2 separate regions of the Homo sapiens genome follow, and region 2 is linked to region 1. Evidence: read pairs that join two places in POLR2A ChIA-PET (ENCODE). Cell type or tissue: PC-9. All regions are shown on one strand.

What was found. Peaks named below come from ENCODE experiments on the same cell type or tissue, not always from the same donor. Only the 100,000 strongest peaks of a DNase experiment are listed, where the experiment ranks them.
Region 2: POLR2A ChIA-PET joins it to region 1 with 10 read pairs; 5 of 35 experiments call an interaction of 5 or more read pairs at or near these places.

Annotation. Positions count from the first base shown.
Region 1 is chr1:174,795,313-174,803,312 of GRCh38, reverse strand. The region is part of intron 18 of RABGAP1L (RAB GTPase activating protein 1 like); the gene reads right to left. Among named protein-coding and RNA genes, the nearest start is that of RABGAP1L-AS1, 150 kb to the left of the region's middle. In PC-9, no CTCF peak of the experiment used is centred here; DNase peaks (open chromatin) are centred at 3,592, 3,932 and 7,332; H3K4me3 peaks cover 1,700 bases; H3K27ac peaks cover 3,114 bases.
Region 2 is chr1:174,890,984-174,898,983 of GRCh38, reverse strand. All of the region lies in intron 19 of RABGAP1L (RAB GTPase activating protein 1 like), which reads right to left. Among named protein-coding and RNA genes, the nearest start is that of RABGAP1L-AS1, 59 kb to the left of the region's middle. In PC-9, no CTCF peak of the experiment used is centred here; no DNase peak of the experiment used is centred here.

The sequences.
Region 1 (8,000 bases):
GAAAATTGTCCTTAACTGGGTGTACCTTTGAAGGGTAACAAGCAAAAATTCCAAATGTGCATCCTCTATTATATCAGTAACCTCCTTCCAACTGAAGGTTAAAGAAACCTAGAGTTCTAGTAGTTTGACGATCCCTCTGTGAATCAGGGAACAATAAGTAATAAGGCTCAGAGACCAAATCCACAACACTATCTTGGTAAATCTTCATTTATTTGATTTTTTTGAAAAATGACTGGTTTTATGATGAAAAAAAAATAATGGGATCTTAAAAGTAAAATAAAGTACTTGTATGTGCTTAACCCACAAGCATTCATGTTTGAAACATGACTAAAAAGGTAAAGAGATGTTTTACACTTTAGTACTTCCTCTTGACTAGAAATGAAAAGATTGCAATACTGCATGTGGCAGGATTCCTCTTAGGAGTGTCCTGTGCAGATTAGCCATTGATCCCACATCATTAGCCAGTTCAATAACACAAGGCTGAACAATTTCCCCCTGGTACACATGCTAAACTTTGAGCAGTAACTTACTGAATAGCAGAGCCCAACTAACAGCCATATTGCTAATTAAAGAACTTGTAATTTCCCAAAATGTAGAGTACCCTCGTATTACCAATAATTTTTCAAGTGCAACTGTGTAAAACAAAGCCAGAGATTTTCAAGTGGCCCCCAAGATAAATCAGCGTATGCTTTTCTTTTTCTTTTTGAGATGGAGTTTAGCTCTTATTGCCCAGGCTGGAGTGCAATGGCACGATCTCAGCTCACCGCAATCTCTGCCTCCCGGATTCAAGCAATTCTCCTGTCTCAGCCTCCCAAATAACTGGGATTAAAGGCACGTGCCACCACGCCCGGCTAATTTTGTATTTTTAGTAGAGATGGGGTTTCTCCATTGTTGGTCAGGCTGGTCTCAAACTCCCAACCTCAGGTGATCTGCCCGCCTCAGCCTCCCAAAGTGCTGGGTATACAGGCTTGAGCCACTGCATCTGGCCTAGCATATGCTTTTCACACATAATGCAGGTGGCATTATTACTTAGGCTCTAACTGATAGAGCCTAAGTAAGGTCTCAAGACCACCTGAGAGATGCACTACTTCAGATGCCTAATTTGGCAACCAACCAGAGTTGGTACAATTGCAATACACAGATATACATGACCTCCAAAGAGCTCAAGCTTGAGAACCCAACTCCCTGTGGATTTTATTGCTAATTAATTTTTTCAGACTAGAGGCAGTTTAAATTCATCCCTAATGCAGAGTTGAGTATGCAAAATATTCTTAATTACCAATTTATGTTTTCCTTCAAAACACTGAAAATGTAAATGCCAAAGAGAGGTGGCACCAAATTACTGGAAAGTTACCATTGGAAGCCTTTGAGTCACAAAGTTGAGTAGTCTTTAGGATGCAGAAATATATTAGACCAAGCCTGATTCCTCAGAGATGTAGAGAATTTGTTGAAATATAGTTTAGCACTTCACAATATCAAAACTCCTGAAATAAAATGCTTCTCATTTCACTTACAAAACAAAACAAAACAAAACAAAACTCCTTTCTAAATAGAATCATGAATCCTTAGTTTTCTCCTTTAAGAAAAAGATGAGGTTCAGGGAAGTAATGACTTCACCTGGACATTAAAACACATGTCTTCAGCTCTTTTTATTTCTTCTTTAAATGACAAAGGAACTACATTTCTCAAAAATATCCCCCCTATAATTGTATGCTAGTCACTGCATCAAACTTTGTTTTGGAATGACAAATAGACTTTCCTTAGGATGGGAAATTTCTTATTTACATGGCTATCTAACATGTCTGTTATGATTGTACAGAAGAGATTATATTTGCATGTAAATACATACATAAAGACTGAACTAGTAATTGTAAAGATAAGTATAAATAGAGATGAATTATAGTGAAGGGAGATATAGGAGAGAAAAGAGTTAAATTCAGTCATGTAAATACTGTACTGAAAAGACTCTAATATGAGAGAACCATAGTGAGGAAATAGTCTAAAATGGTATTAAACTCCATTCTATAAAACAGACAAGGCTAAATTATTCTTATTCCATTACCACATAATGGTATAGGACTACTGTAAACCAATTACCTTATAGAATAGTTGCTAGGTATAGTTCTCAAGCCTGCAACAGCGATTGTGGGTATTTAATTTTAACCCTTGGTAGGAAATGAGGAAGGGTGATTTTTCTCTTATTCAGGAAATCAAATAACAAGCAAGTCAGACTTCCCAGATTCACAGCACAGAAGCCAGCAGCTTTAAGCTGTTTCACAGATAAACAGTTCAATCATTCTAGGAGAGAAACCTAAAATTTCCTACCAAAGTATTTTTAGGTGGTAAAATTCTCTATCAAAAAACAAAACAAAACAACAATCAAATTGGCAATCTAATGGGGAGGTTAGAAAGCAAACCACACACAGTCTAGATAAGTTGCTATGTCTGTTGTAAAATTTAACCCTTTGGAGATATACATAACAGAATGCCTACATCAAGCACTTGGGTATTCTGCTTTATTGCTGAGCCTAGCCAGGCAGAAAACCATTTTTTTGCTGCCACAGAGATAATGCCACTAATGTGACCCTGGGCTCTGAGAAAAGAGCCATGATCTCCTCTAACCAATTAAGGGGTGGTGTGGACCAGGCTCCAAATGAGCTGCACAACAGTGGCCACTCAGCATTTCCTTCTCGGCAGAATGGGGAGAAGGAGAAGAAAACCAGAGACAACAAGCCTCTTTCAGAGATACAAGGAATTTTCACAGAGGATAGCAGATTCCCTACAAATGAAGTTCAATGAAAAACAATCTCACCGCCAGAAGCCGAGGCACAAACAGACGATGCCCCATCCCCAGAAGTTCCAGCACTCGACACGCATACTCATTCACCAGCTTGCTCCTCTCGTCGTGCATGTCCTGGGACTTTTTGACAGGAGGTGTGAGCTTAGCAGCTGGGGCTGGGCAGGGCACCCCTTCTTCCATGAGCACTAAGTAGGTATCCAGAATGAGAAAGATGGATCTCTTATCCACAATATTAAGAACTGCGGTGGGAGGGGAGCCAGGTTTAGGTCTCCCTGGGAGGACGTACAAGCCAGTCTGTGGTGGGAATTGTCAGCTAATGTCTCCACAAGAAAAACATTTTGGCTAAATTATCCACTGCGAGAACCCCAAAGTAGACTGGAAAATGAAAATGAAATCAAGTACTGATCTAAATAAAAAACGGCAAAAGCAATCGAATGCGAGAAAATGGCCAAGAGTGATGCAGGAGAGTTCAGATACATGTGTAAAAACGGACAAGCTGCTTAGAAGGGTCTAGCATGTGAGAATGTGTGAGAGTGTGTGTGTGTGTGTGTGTGTGTGTGTGTGTGTGTGTGTGTGTGTGTGCGAGAAAGGGTGTGTGTGCGTGTCTATGTGTGAGAAGACAGCAGCAGCAGTAGCCAGGAAGCCAGGGCAGTTGTGAAGCTGCAAGGAGAAAACGATGAGCTCATTGCAATCCTCGATTCGTGACAAGCAGCGCTGTTGTTGCTGCTGCTGCTGCTACTGCTGCTGCTGCTGCCTCTCGCTGTGAATCAGTAATGAAGGGGTAGGGAAGGAAGGGGAGGGAAGAGGAGGAGGTAGGTGAATGAGCATGCAGAGTGTGTCTCAGGGGAGAATGCTGTAATAAGAAGCCAATGGCGAGCCATTGGACAGATGCGCTTCCCCCTCCCAGTCTACCTTCAATCAGTGTTAGTCTGACAGCTTATGCTGTTGAATCCTAAGCCACAGAGAGATGAACTAGCTTTTCCTAACATGTGACGCTCACAGAAAAAAATCAGACAGCCAGTCATCTGAACAGCTGACCTTTATTCACTCTTGCTTTCTAACAACGAGAATAGATCTTATACTTGGATTTAAAGTGGGATGTTCCAATCCTTATTAGATGACTGAAACCGCTACAGAAGAGAGGTATTAGGGTAAAATGATAGAGTATGGACAGAAGAGCCAAAGACCAAGCAACCAAGAAATGACACACCCTCAAGTTGAAGTGTTTATGCAATAATAATGACTCTTTGCAATGCAAATACAAGAAGCATTTCAGGATTCTGGGAAGGCTGGCCATGATTAAAAGGAAGATTTTTGTAAACAAGCAATATGATAAATAATAAAAACCTAACACGTATTAAGAGTATACATTTAAAGAACTATTAGAATTGAAATTCTCAAAGCAAAAATAACTTTTGTATGCCACAGACCTTGATAAACACTCAGCTAATAGTTGAAAACATTGTTCTGATAAATCTCTGGTCAAATTAATCCTTCCCCAGTAATATAAAAATTATCCATAGTTCAAAATTTTACAATCTTAGTGCTAATGTGTTATATTAGTTTACTTGTTGTGAATAAATAATCAGTTGTAGCCAAATGAAGGCAAAATGACCAAATCACCATAGGGACAGTCTCTTAACTTTATCCTAACAATTAACTAATCCATATTCAGCATCTTGATTCTGTGGTTCTGTAGTTGCTCTCTTAAGTACCAGGCTGGTTTCTCCATACAAATTATAGCATGGTACAAAGAGAAACAAGGCTAAGAGAGCCAGAGCATGTATTTTGTGAGTCTTAGTTTTCTACTCTGACAAATAAGAGTTACATATCTACAAATAACCAAATAGAAACATATTTATTGATGTATGTCTGTAGGCCTAAATAAATAGATTAATTATGAAAATGAGCTTAAAGAAATAGGAAGGGAGATTCTGCCTCCCTTAACAATATATTATTTGGTTTTGTTTTTCCAAAATCTCAGAAAAACAAGAATTTTAAGAAATTTAACATTTAAGTATTATTTAACAAGTTATTTTAAATGAAATATTTATATATTGCTGTCAAGCCTTTTATCTCTTCCAAAAATGATTTCTTTTTTTTTTTGTTTGAAACGGATTGTCGCTCTGTCACCCAGGCTGGAGTGCAGTGGCAGCATCTCAGCTGCAAGCTCTGCCTCCCGGGTTCACATCATTCTCCTGTCTCAGCCTCCCGAGTAGCTGGGACTACAAGCGCCCGCCACCACACCCAGCTATTTTTTTTTTTTTTTTTTGTATTTTTAGTAGAGATGGGGTTTCACCGTGTTAGCCAGGATGGTCTCGATCTCCTGACCTTGTGATCCGCCTGCCTCGGCCTCCCAAAGTGCTAAAATGATTTCTTAACAAACTAAATAAAGTAGAGCTAGGAACAGTAGTGTGTGCCTGTATTCCCAGCTACTCCAGAGGCTGAGGTGGGAGGATCCTTTGAGCTCAGGAGTTCCAGGCTCTAATGTGCTACGTTCCTGCCTGTGAACAGCCACTACACTCTAACCTGGGCAACATAGTGGAACCCCATCTCTAAAAACAAAAACAAAAAACTATGCAAAGTAAAGATCTTAATGTAAAATGATCATAAGCATAGAATATTACGTATATACAAATAAATTTCAGGTCCTAAAGTTCTGGAGTAAATGTTTGATGTACTGCCTAGGATGAGGATAGGTTCAGCTGGAAGAGGGAGGCCATAAGAAGGAAAAGGTTCTGGGCCTTTCATACTGTATCCCTAAACACACACACACACCCACACCCACACACCACACACCACACCCCACACACACACACACATCCCCCCACACCTCCCCATACCCCACACCACACACACACTCCCCACACACCCCCCCACACACCCACACTCCCACTCCACACTACACGCCCACACACCACCACATACACCCCCACACATCACACCCCCCACACCCTCCTGCACACACCCACAGACACACCACACACACACCCCCTACACACACATCCCACACACCACACACACACACCCCCCCAACACCACGCACATTTAGACACACACACACTCCCCTCAGCTCCATTTTTACCTTGTATATATACTGGTGTTCTGCATTAAATTTTGTTTGATAGGACTGTGCTACTGCTATGTACAGCACTGCCATAGACATTTCACATTTAAGAACAAGGGAACATCCTGAATTGCTCTTAAATGTGAATGAAGAATTCAGTGACTTCTTAGGTTATAGGATTTTTTTCTAGTTGACTTTTTAAAGGGTAGGGAAGATGTTTCCACTCAACTAACTTGGTCTTGAAAAGTACTAGCTGAAGCATTTTTTCTTACATAAACCAGAAACAGGACTTGCCCAAAAAGATTCCAGTAAAAATAAGTAAAAATTAATCAAAATGATTTTGGAACTGTATGGTTTGGCTCTGATGCTCACAAAAAGAAGTTAAAATCATATATACTATGTATTAAATGTAATAATTAAAATATGATTTTTTTTTTTTGAGACAGAGTCTCGCTCTGTTGCCCAGGCTGGAATGCAGTGGCGTGATCTCAGCTCATTGCAACCTCCGCCTCCCAGGTTCAAGCCATTCTGCTGCCTCAGCCCCACGAGTAGCTGGAATTACAAGCATGTGCCACCATGCCCGGCTAACTTTTGTATTTTGAGTAGAGATGGGGTTTCACCATGTTGGCCAGGCTGGTCTTCAACTCCTGACCTCATGATCTACCCGTCTCGGCCTCCCAAAGTGCTGGGATTACAGGTGTGAGCCACCGTGCCCAGCAAAATATGTTATCTTAATGAGCAAACCAAGTTTCACTTAAAACAGTTAGGTATGTTTAACAAAATGCTGTGTACAAGGCACTACAACAAGTGGTCATGTACTTCAGTTTCCCCATCAAAAATCCCTCATGTTTCCTTCATGCTTCCCCTCAAAAATCCTTGCATTCAAAATTTCCATCATTTCTGCCCTGGTCCTTTTTTCAGGATATTCTTTCAGAATAGAATGTTCATCAATATCAGGTAAAATGATTCTTCTAGAACACTACTTGGTGAAATGAAAAAAGAGATTCTAGGGATTTTTGAAGCCCTAAAAGCATCACTCATTTCAGTGAGCTTTTCCTCCTCTTCCTCCCCAAATCCCAAATACTTTTTTTATTGTTGTTGCGATTCAGTAATAAATCACAGAACAATCACAGAACATTCTTCTTTTGAAATGGCGTCTTGCTGTGTTACCCAGGCTGATCTTGAACTCCTGGGCTCAAGGGATCTCCTACCTCAGCCTACTGAGTAGCTGGGATTATAAGCATGTACCCAACAGAACACTTCACAGAAAACATTTCTGAGTTATAAAGTAGTCCATAAAATGGAATAAGAGAAAAGAAACTCTTCCGATTTAACTAGTTAATAATGCATGATTTCTCACATTTCTTTTGGATGAATCACCCATAGAGAAGAAAAACTTATTCCCTCTATCCTCCTAGGTTCTCTGCCTGGGGCCCTGCAAATAAGTCTGAGACAATACAGGTTAGCAAGATAAACATAAACAGAACTTTATTAACACATGTAGTATGCACACACATGGGAGAAACTCAGTAATGACTAACTCAAAGGAGTGGTTAGTACTTGGGGCTGAGGCCAGGCACAGTAGCTCACACCTATAATCCCAGGACTTTGGGACGCCAAGGCAGGCAGATGGCTTGAGCCCAGGAGTTCAAGACCAGCCTGAGCAACATGGCAAAAACCTTGTCTCTATAAATAATTATAATAATAACAACAATAATTAATCATGGTGGCACACACCTGTAGTCTGAGCTAACCAGGAGGCTGAAGTGGGAGGATCACTTGAGCCTGGAAAGCCAAGGCTGCAATGAGCCACTATTGTGCCACTACACTCCAGCCTTGGTGAGAAAGTGAGACCCTGTCTCAGAAAAACAAAAACTTGGGACTTGGGGTTTATTAGCATGTTAATAAGGAACAATACTTCTGTAGAGAAGTGATAAAACAAAGGAAAAGGACTTTGAGCTCCTAGGGTGACAAATTGTAGGAAGGCAAATATATGGGGAAACTTATGACAGATAAAGACTAGTTAATAAGGTTTGTTTGTATAGACTCTTTCTTGGTGCCATCTCCTCTCCATTTATAAGGTTGCTATCCCTTTGCTGGTATGGAAAGTGAGTGGCGAGGCACCTTCACAAG
Region 2 (8,000 bases), 96 kb before region 1:
GGATGTTCCCAGAGGATTTAGCACTACCTCTCTTTAAAAAACTCATACCCTTTTTTTGAATATGTGTTTAATATCAATCTTGCCTGCTAGACTGTAAGCACTCTGAAGGCAGGAATGGCATTTGCTTTGCTCTTTTAGTCTTAGCACTAACACATTACTAGGCACAAAGTAAATAATAAATATTCCATTTTAAAAAGGCTTAAGTTAGCTCATAATTGCTAAAAATATTTATTAAAACATTGTTAACATGCTATACAGTCACTGTTTAGTATCCTTGCAATAGACCAAGGCCCTCTTTCCATGTATAAAGCACAAAGCCCAACAGAGAACTGCTGTTATTCAGGCAAGCATCATTACTTTATTATCCAAATAGTTAAAAGAAAGTAAATAAAAATCTGATAAGAATGTCAATCATCGTTAATCATTCACTTTCAAAATCCATGCTCCAAAAGTAAAAGAAACTCTAATTATAGATTTGTCGTCTAACTTATCACCTTCCTAAGAAACTGTTACAGTTTAGAAAAGTTCAGATTCTGATCATCAAAGGGATATATAAACAAAAGAATATTGTATGTAACATCTAATAAGGGAGTACAAAGCACAAACGCCATGCATTTGGAATAATTATTAAGAGCACAGCCCTAGAGCCAGAAAGCCTGTGCTCAAATCCTGACTTTACCATTTTCCAGCACTGTGACCTTGAACAAGTAACTTAATCTGTGCTTCAGATTTACCACCTGTAAGACAGGCCTGAAAAACTGTACTTACCTCATCAAACTATCATTTTATTTTGTGTCTGTATTAGTGCTATTAAGATGAAACCTAGGCTACCATACTGCAAGATTTATGGACTCTGCTTTTTATGTTCTTCTTATGTCAGTTCTGTTTCGTCTCAACTTGTTCGTATACTAATTTTCTTTTCCTATTCTAAATCTCCTCATTGAAGTCAGTGAGAATGAAGAAATGAAATTAATTATCTCCCTTTTCTTTTTTTTTTTTTTTTTTGAGATGGAGTCTCACTCTGTCATCCAGGCTGGAGTCCAGTGATGTGATCTCAGCTCACGGCAACCTCAACTTCCCGGGTTCGAGATTCTCCTGCCTCAGCCTCCCGAGTAGCTGGGATTACAGGCACCTGCAACCAAACTGGCTAATTTTTACTAGAGACAGGGTTTCACTATGTTGTCCAGGCTGGTCTCAAACTTCTTACCTCAGGTGATCTGCCTGCCTCGGCCTCCCAAAGTGCTGGGATTACAGGTGTGAGCCACCATGCCAGGCCAATTCTCTCCCTTTGAAGAATATCAAACATACTAACAGGCAAGTACATTTTAGTGTTATATGGGAAAGTCTCTAAAAGCAGAGTAAGACTGAATCTACAGAAGCAGATGTGCCATGGAGACACTTACAGCAATGTGGTCAGTACAATGTCAGCAACACTGTTGCCACAGTCATCATGGCTTTTATCTTAGCATAGGTGGGTCCAGGCTCCTGAGGTCAGAAACAGGCTGAAACCTATTAGCTTGGCTTAAATAGATCAGAGGTAAGTGAATATTTCAGTATGAATTAACAATGATTTCATACGATTTTCACACGTTTAATATATAAGCAACTACTACATAGATTAAAGAATTAGAGTAGGCTCGTCTTAGCCCAAAATCTCCTCAAGCTAATAAGCAACTTCAGCAAAGTCTCAGGATACAAAATCAATATGCAAAAATCACAAGCATTCTTATACACCAATAACAGACAAACAGAGAGCCAAATCATGAGTGAACTCCCATTCACAATTGCTTCAAAGAGAATAAAATACCTAGGAATCCAACTTACAAGGGATGTGAAGGACCTCTTCAAGAACTACAAATCACTGCTCAACAAAATAAAAGAGGACACAAACAAATGGAAGAACATTCCATGCTCATGGATAGGAAGAATCAATATCATGAAAATGGCCATACTGCCCAAGGTAATTTACAGATTCAATGCCATCCCCATCAAGCTACCAATGACTTTCTTCACAGAATTGGAAAAAACTATTTTAAAGTTCATACAGAACCAAAAAAGAGCTTGCATCGCCAAGTCAATCCTAAGCCAAAAGAACAAAGCTGGAGGCATCATGCTACCTGACTTCAAACTATACTACAAGGCTACAGTAACCAAAACAGCACGGTACTGGTACCAAAACAGAGATATAGACCAATGGAACAGAACAGAGCCCTCAGAAATAATACCACACATCTACAACCATCTGATCTTTGACAAACCTGACAAAAACAAGAAATGGGGAAAGGATTCCCTATTTAATAAGTGGTGCTGGGAAAACTGGCTAGCCATACATAGAAAGCTAAAACTGGATCCCTTCCTTATACCTTATACAAAAATTAATTCAAGATGGATTAAAGACTTAAATGTTAGACATAAAACCATAAAAACCCTAGAAGAAAACCTAGGCAATACCATTCAGGACATAGGCATGGGCAACGACTTCATGTCTAAAACACCAAAAGCAATGGCAACAAAAGCCAAAATTGACAAATGGGATCTAATTAAACTAAAGAGCTTCTGCACAGCAGAAGAAACTATCATCAGAGTGAATAGGCAACCCACAGAATGGGAGAAAATTTTTACAATCTACTCATCTGACAAAGGACTAATATCCAGAATCTACAAAGAACTCAAACAAATTTACAAGAAAAAAACAACCCCATCAAAAAGTGGGTGAAGGATATGAACAGACACTTCTCAAAAGAAGACATTTATGCAGCCAACAGACACATGAAAAAATGCTCATCATCACTGGCCATCAGAGAAATGCAAACCAAAACCACAATGAGATACCATCTCACACCAGTTAGAATGGCGATCATTAAAAAGTCAGGAAACAACAGGTGCTAGAGAGGATGTGGAGAAATAGGAACACTTTTACATTGTTGGTGGGACTGGAAACTAGTTCACCCACTGTGGAAGACAATGAGGCGATTCCTCAAGGATCTAGAACTAGAAATACCATTTGACCCAGACATCCCATTACTGGGTATATACCCAAAGGATTAGAAATTATGCTGCTATCAAGACACATGCACACATATGTTTACTGTGGCACTATTCACAATAGCAAAGACCTGGAACCAACCCAAATGTCCAGCAATGAAAGACTGGATTAAGAAAATGTGGCACATATATACCATGGAATACTATGCAGCCACAAAAAAGGATGAGTTCATGTCCTTTATAGGGACATGGATGAAGCTGGAAACCATCATTCTCAGCAAACTATCACAAGGACAAAAAACCAAACACCGCATGTTCTCACTCATAGGTGGGAACTGAACAATGAGAACACTTGGACCCAGGAAGGGGAACATCACATACTGGGGCCCGTCATGGGGTGGGGGGAGTGGGGAGGGATAGCATTAGGAGATATACCTAATGTAAACGACAAGTTAATGGTTGCAGCACATCAACATGGCACATGTATACATATGTAACAAACCTGCACGTTGTGCACATGTACCCTAGAACTTAAAGTATAATAATAAAAAAAAACTTCCAAAAGCAAAAAAAAAAAAAAAGAATTAGAATAGGCTGAATGCCATTTCACCCTGGGTGGAATTATTACTTTTGTCTTAAATTATTTTTATTTGTTTGCCCCTTCTAGATTATCTAGGGGAATGTAACAAGTGGCACTTAATAGTGGGATACTAATAGCACTTCAAATTTGTACAGCCTATAAATATTTTAAACACTTTATTCTCAAGTTGAATGGTTTCCATTATTTTCTCCAAACAAACTTGAAAGAATGAATAATTTTCATTCATTTATTTCATTTACTTATTTGACCAATTTTAGTAGAATATCTACCATGTTTTGACCTGATAAGGGTTCAGAGGAAGTCCTCGTCTTTTGGCAGGTGTCTGTTAACAAACAACTTGGGGCCAGGCACGGTGGCTCACGCCTGTAATCCCAGCACTTTAAGAGGCCGAGGTGGGCAGATCACTTGAGGTCAGGAGTTTGAGACCAGCGTGGCCAACATGGTGAAATCTCGTCTCTACTAAAAATACAAAAATTATCTGGGCATGGTGGTGAGCACCTGTAATCTCAGCTACTCGGGAGGCTGAGGCAGGAGAATGGCTTGAACCTGGGAGGCGGAGGTTGCAGTGAGTCAAGATCGTGTCACTGCACTACAGCCAGGGCGACAGAGCAACTGTCTCAAAAACACACACACAAAACAAAACAAAACAAAACAAACAAACAAAAACAACAAAAAACCCAACTTGGTTCTAGTCTCGACAGTCCTCTCCTGCACCAAATGTAGTGCTCCAAGCTCCATTTCGATCCATAATCAGGAAATGTGAGCACACATTGTAACATAATAGGTGAAAGTCTTTCCTAAGAGAAAAATGAAATTGAAAGCTTAGCCAACTCAGTCATGCCCTCTTAGATAAAATATATTTATTTTCCAGCCTTCTCTTTCCTTTTTGCACCCTTCCCAACACTACAAAAGGTAGTCATTGAAAACATTTAATTCTTGTGTAACAATCTTGAGTGCTAAAGTTAAACCTTGTTTCTCAAATCTTTGAAGAGTTCAAGTCAATAACAAATTGGACTACACATTTATAGATGCCATTAACACTTTAAATGGAAGATATATTTCCTGTCTCTTTAGTAAGAAGGAAGCTGAGCAGCCTACACCCAAGCAATTTGTACCTTTCAGGCAGCAGCAATAAAAATGATTCTTTTACATGAAGGAATAAATTAATGTGTGACTGTTAGGTTGGAGAGCACTGTAGAGCTTCTGGTTAAATGTTAACTATTTAGAGGAATTATCCTCATTCTAGCATTTATCAGGTATTGTGTAGTTTTAACACTGCCTTGCAGATATGGAATCCGAAATTATCAAAATTGTGGTCACAATCTACTAGCTTGGTGGACTTTGACAGATAGCTCAGTAAATGCACCTGGGACCTTCCCTCCACCCCAGCCCACCCTCCAGTGTAATTTTTAGGATGTAATTACAGAGGAAAAAAGGTTTTGAAGGTACCTTAATGCACTTCCCTAGCAGCAGGATGCATGTGCTCAGAGTATCAGTGACTTGGAGATATTAATTTGTATACTCAAAGAACAGTCTGGGAAGGATTTGTCACAAACTGTTCCAACAGGCCCTACAAGTGGAAGACTTGCTATTAATAATATTAGGATTCTTCCAGAAGAGAGCTTTTGAGTATGAAAAGTTAACCTCCTTCCAAGTATTCTATGTGGCTGATAGTTGTCAAGATCCTGATTAGGAAGTACCTGCTAGCGAAGTGTTGCAAAGAGGGAAAGTAGAACATGTTATCTGGATCTATCTAAAAGGCTTGTAGTGAGGCCCTCAAAGAAAATAAAACAGTTCTTTCTGTCTTTAAAAGACATTCGTATATTTAAAGAGAAGATATTTGTTGTACAGCTCTACATTAACAATTATGCTGTAATTTATGCAGGTATATGCATCACTTTTGTTTTTTTCTTTCTTCCTAGGAGGAATCACAAGAATCTCTTAACAAGTGATTGTCTTTGGAAACCACTTTGTATTTTCTATTTTATTTTATTTTATTTTAAAGGCATAAAAGTCCAAAGAGAAAATAATAGTCACCCCACATAATTAAACATTCAGCTTGCCAATCCACGCACAGCCAGGCTAAGCCTGTGATTTCAGTGGCCAAGAGAACTGAAGCAGTTTTTAAAACATTTATAATTATTTATATCGTGATTCCAAATGGGTGGTCTGGAGAGATGTTTCGATATATCTGATTCTTGAAGAAATTATGCCAAATTAAACTTCTTATTCACTAATATCAGTATAAAGCAGTATGCACACAGGGCCGCACAATGATGTATTATAAAAAATTTGTCACCAATCACTTTCCAATACAAAATGATAATGGACAAATCAGAAATGAGGTAGCCTGGCTGGGCGTGGTGGCTCATGCCTGTAACCCCAGCACTTTGGGAGGCTGAGGCTGGCAGACCACATGAGGTCAAGAGTTCGGGGCCAGGACAATATGGTGAAACCCTGTCTCTACTAAAAATACAAAAAAAAAAAAAAAAAAAAAAAAATTAGCTGGGTGAGGTGGCGGGCGCCTGTAATCCCAGCTACTCGAGAGGTTGAGGCAGGAGAATCGCTTGAACCTGGGAGGCGGAGGTTGCAGTGAGTCAAGATCATGCCATTGCACTCCAGCCTGGGCGACAAGAGCAAAACTCCATCACAAAAAAAAAAAAAAGAAAGAAAACAAAGAAATGAGGTAGCCTGAAGCAATAGCAATATTCACGTTTGCAAGTGATGGACCATCCCAAAGTGGATCAGCTTTAGCAGCCTCATCAAATAAGAAAATGTACAGGCCAAGAACACCAACCACCAAAGAATGGCATGTAAATACCACCCTTGAGTTCCATTCAATCTTCTTTTCAAAGCTAAGACTATTGAAACTTGGAGAAACTTTTGTGAAAACCAGTAACTTACAAAGTAGAAAAGAAGCTGGAAGGTGAAAAAGCTGGCACAAATAACGCTGATGAACAATTTCGTGTTGATATTCATATTTCTTCAACCAGGGATTATAGTGGTGGAGCTGGAAATAGAAACTAATTTCTCCCTCTGACTCTCCAGTTGGTTCCTTCCCACTAGACTTTTCAGCAATGGCTGAAATAGCAAGTGGCTAAAAATGGGACCCACTTGATAAGTGTGCTGTGTCCCGGGCTGAGTTCGCTCACGGGTGGCGGCTGAGCCCAGGCGGGAGAGGGCAGCTGGTAGCTACAGGCCTCTGGTCATCCGGCCCAACCCGAGTGCTGGAGCTGGCCAGAGCCACCACGCGAGATGCTTGCAGGAGCCAGGGAAGCCACGGGCTCCAGGCCGGTTGGAGGTGTAGTCGCAGAGGCTCCAGCTACCGCTGCGGCCACCATGCCCACCCGGACTGTGGCCCACTTTGTATTTTCTAACCCACCTAATACATATATTGATTTTCTTTTATTGTTTTATAGACAACAGGAATTATTTGGATAGGGAGATTACCTCAGAGTAGTAAACTTATGAGTAACTTCTGTATTTTCTTTCTGTGTTTCAGTTTTTATTTCTATGTGTTTTCAAAATTTTCTATAGTCAACATATTATTTGAATCCTTAGTAAAAAGAAAACCTCATTTAAATCCAAGAAAAGGCTGAGTGTGGTGGCTCACACCTATAATCCCAGCACTTTGGGAGGCTGAGGCTGGAGGATTGCTTGAAGCCAGGCGTTCAAGACCAGCCTGAGCAACATAGCGAGACCCTATCTCTACAAAAAATGTTTTAAAAATTAGCCAGGCATGGTGGCATGTGCCTGTAGTACCAGCTACTTGGGAGGGTGAGGTGGGAGGATCAAACCTGGAATTTCAAGGCTGCAGTGAGCTATGATCTGATCACCACTGCACACGAGCCTGGGCAACAGAGTAAGACCCTGTCTCCAAATAAACAAACAAAAAAAGCAAGAAAAATCTTTAGGGACTACACCTTTTTGGCAAACTTCAATTTAAATAAATACACACAAATAGCTATTCTTTTAATAAAATACATTAATCAACCTTATTATATCATTTCCCTACTCAAAACCTTCATTTATAGAATTTAAAATATCAGTTACTCAGCATTACATACACAACCTATCATGATCAACTCCCACTCTCTATTTCCTGGCCTACCCCCTACATTTTAGCCAGATGGAATAAGTTAAAAATCCTCTTGTGCCATCTTTCTATCCCGTGCCTCTCAAAGTGCTATTCCTTCTGCCTGGAACATCTTTCCCGTCCCCTGACAATCTGATAAATTCCTATTTTTTCTTAGATTCCTGTTCAAAAGTTTCCACCTTTAAATAGGCACAGATATACACTGCTGGTAGTTATATTAACTAATATAACCTTTAAGGAAAACAATTTGGCCTTATCTATCAAAATTACAAATGAATGTATCCTTCAACCCAGCAGTTCCACTCCTAGGAATTTAAT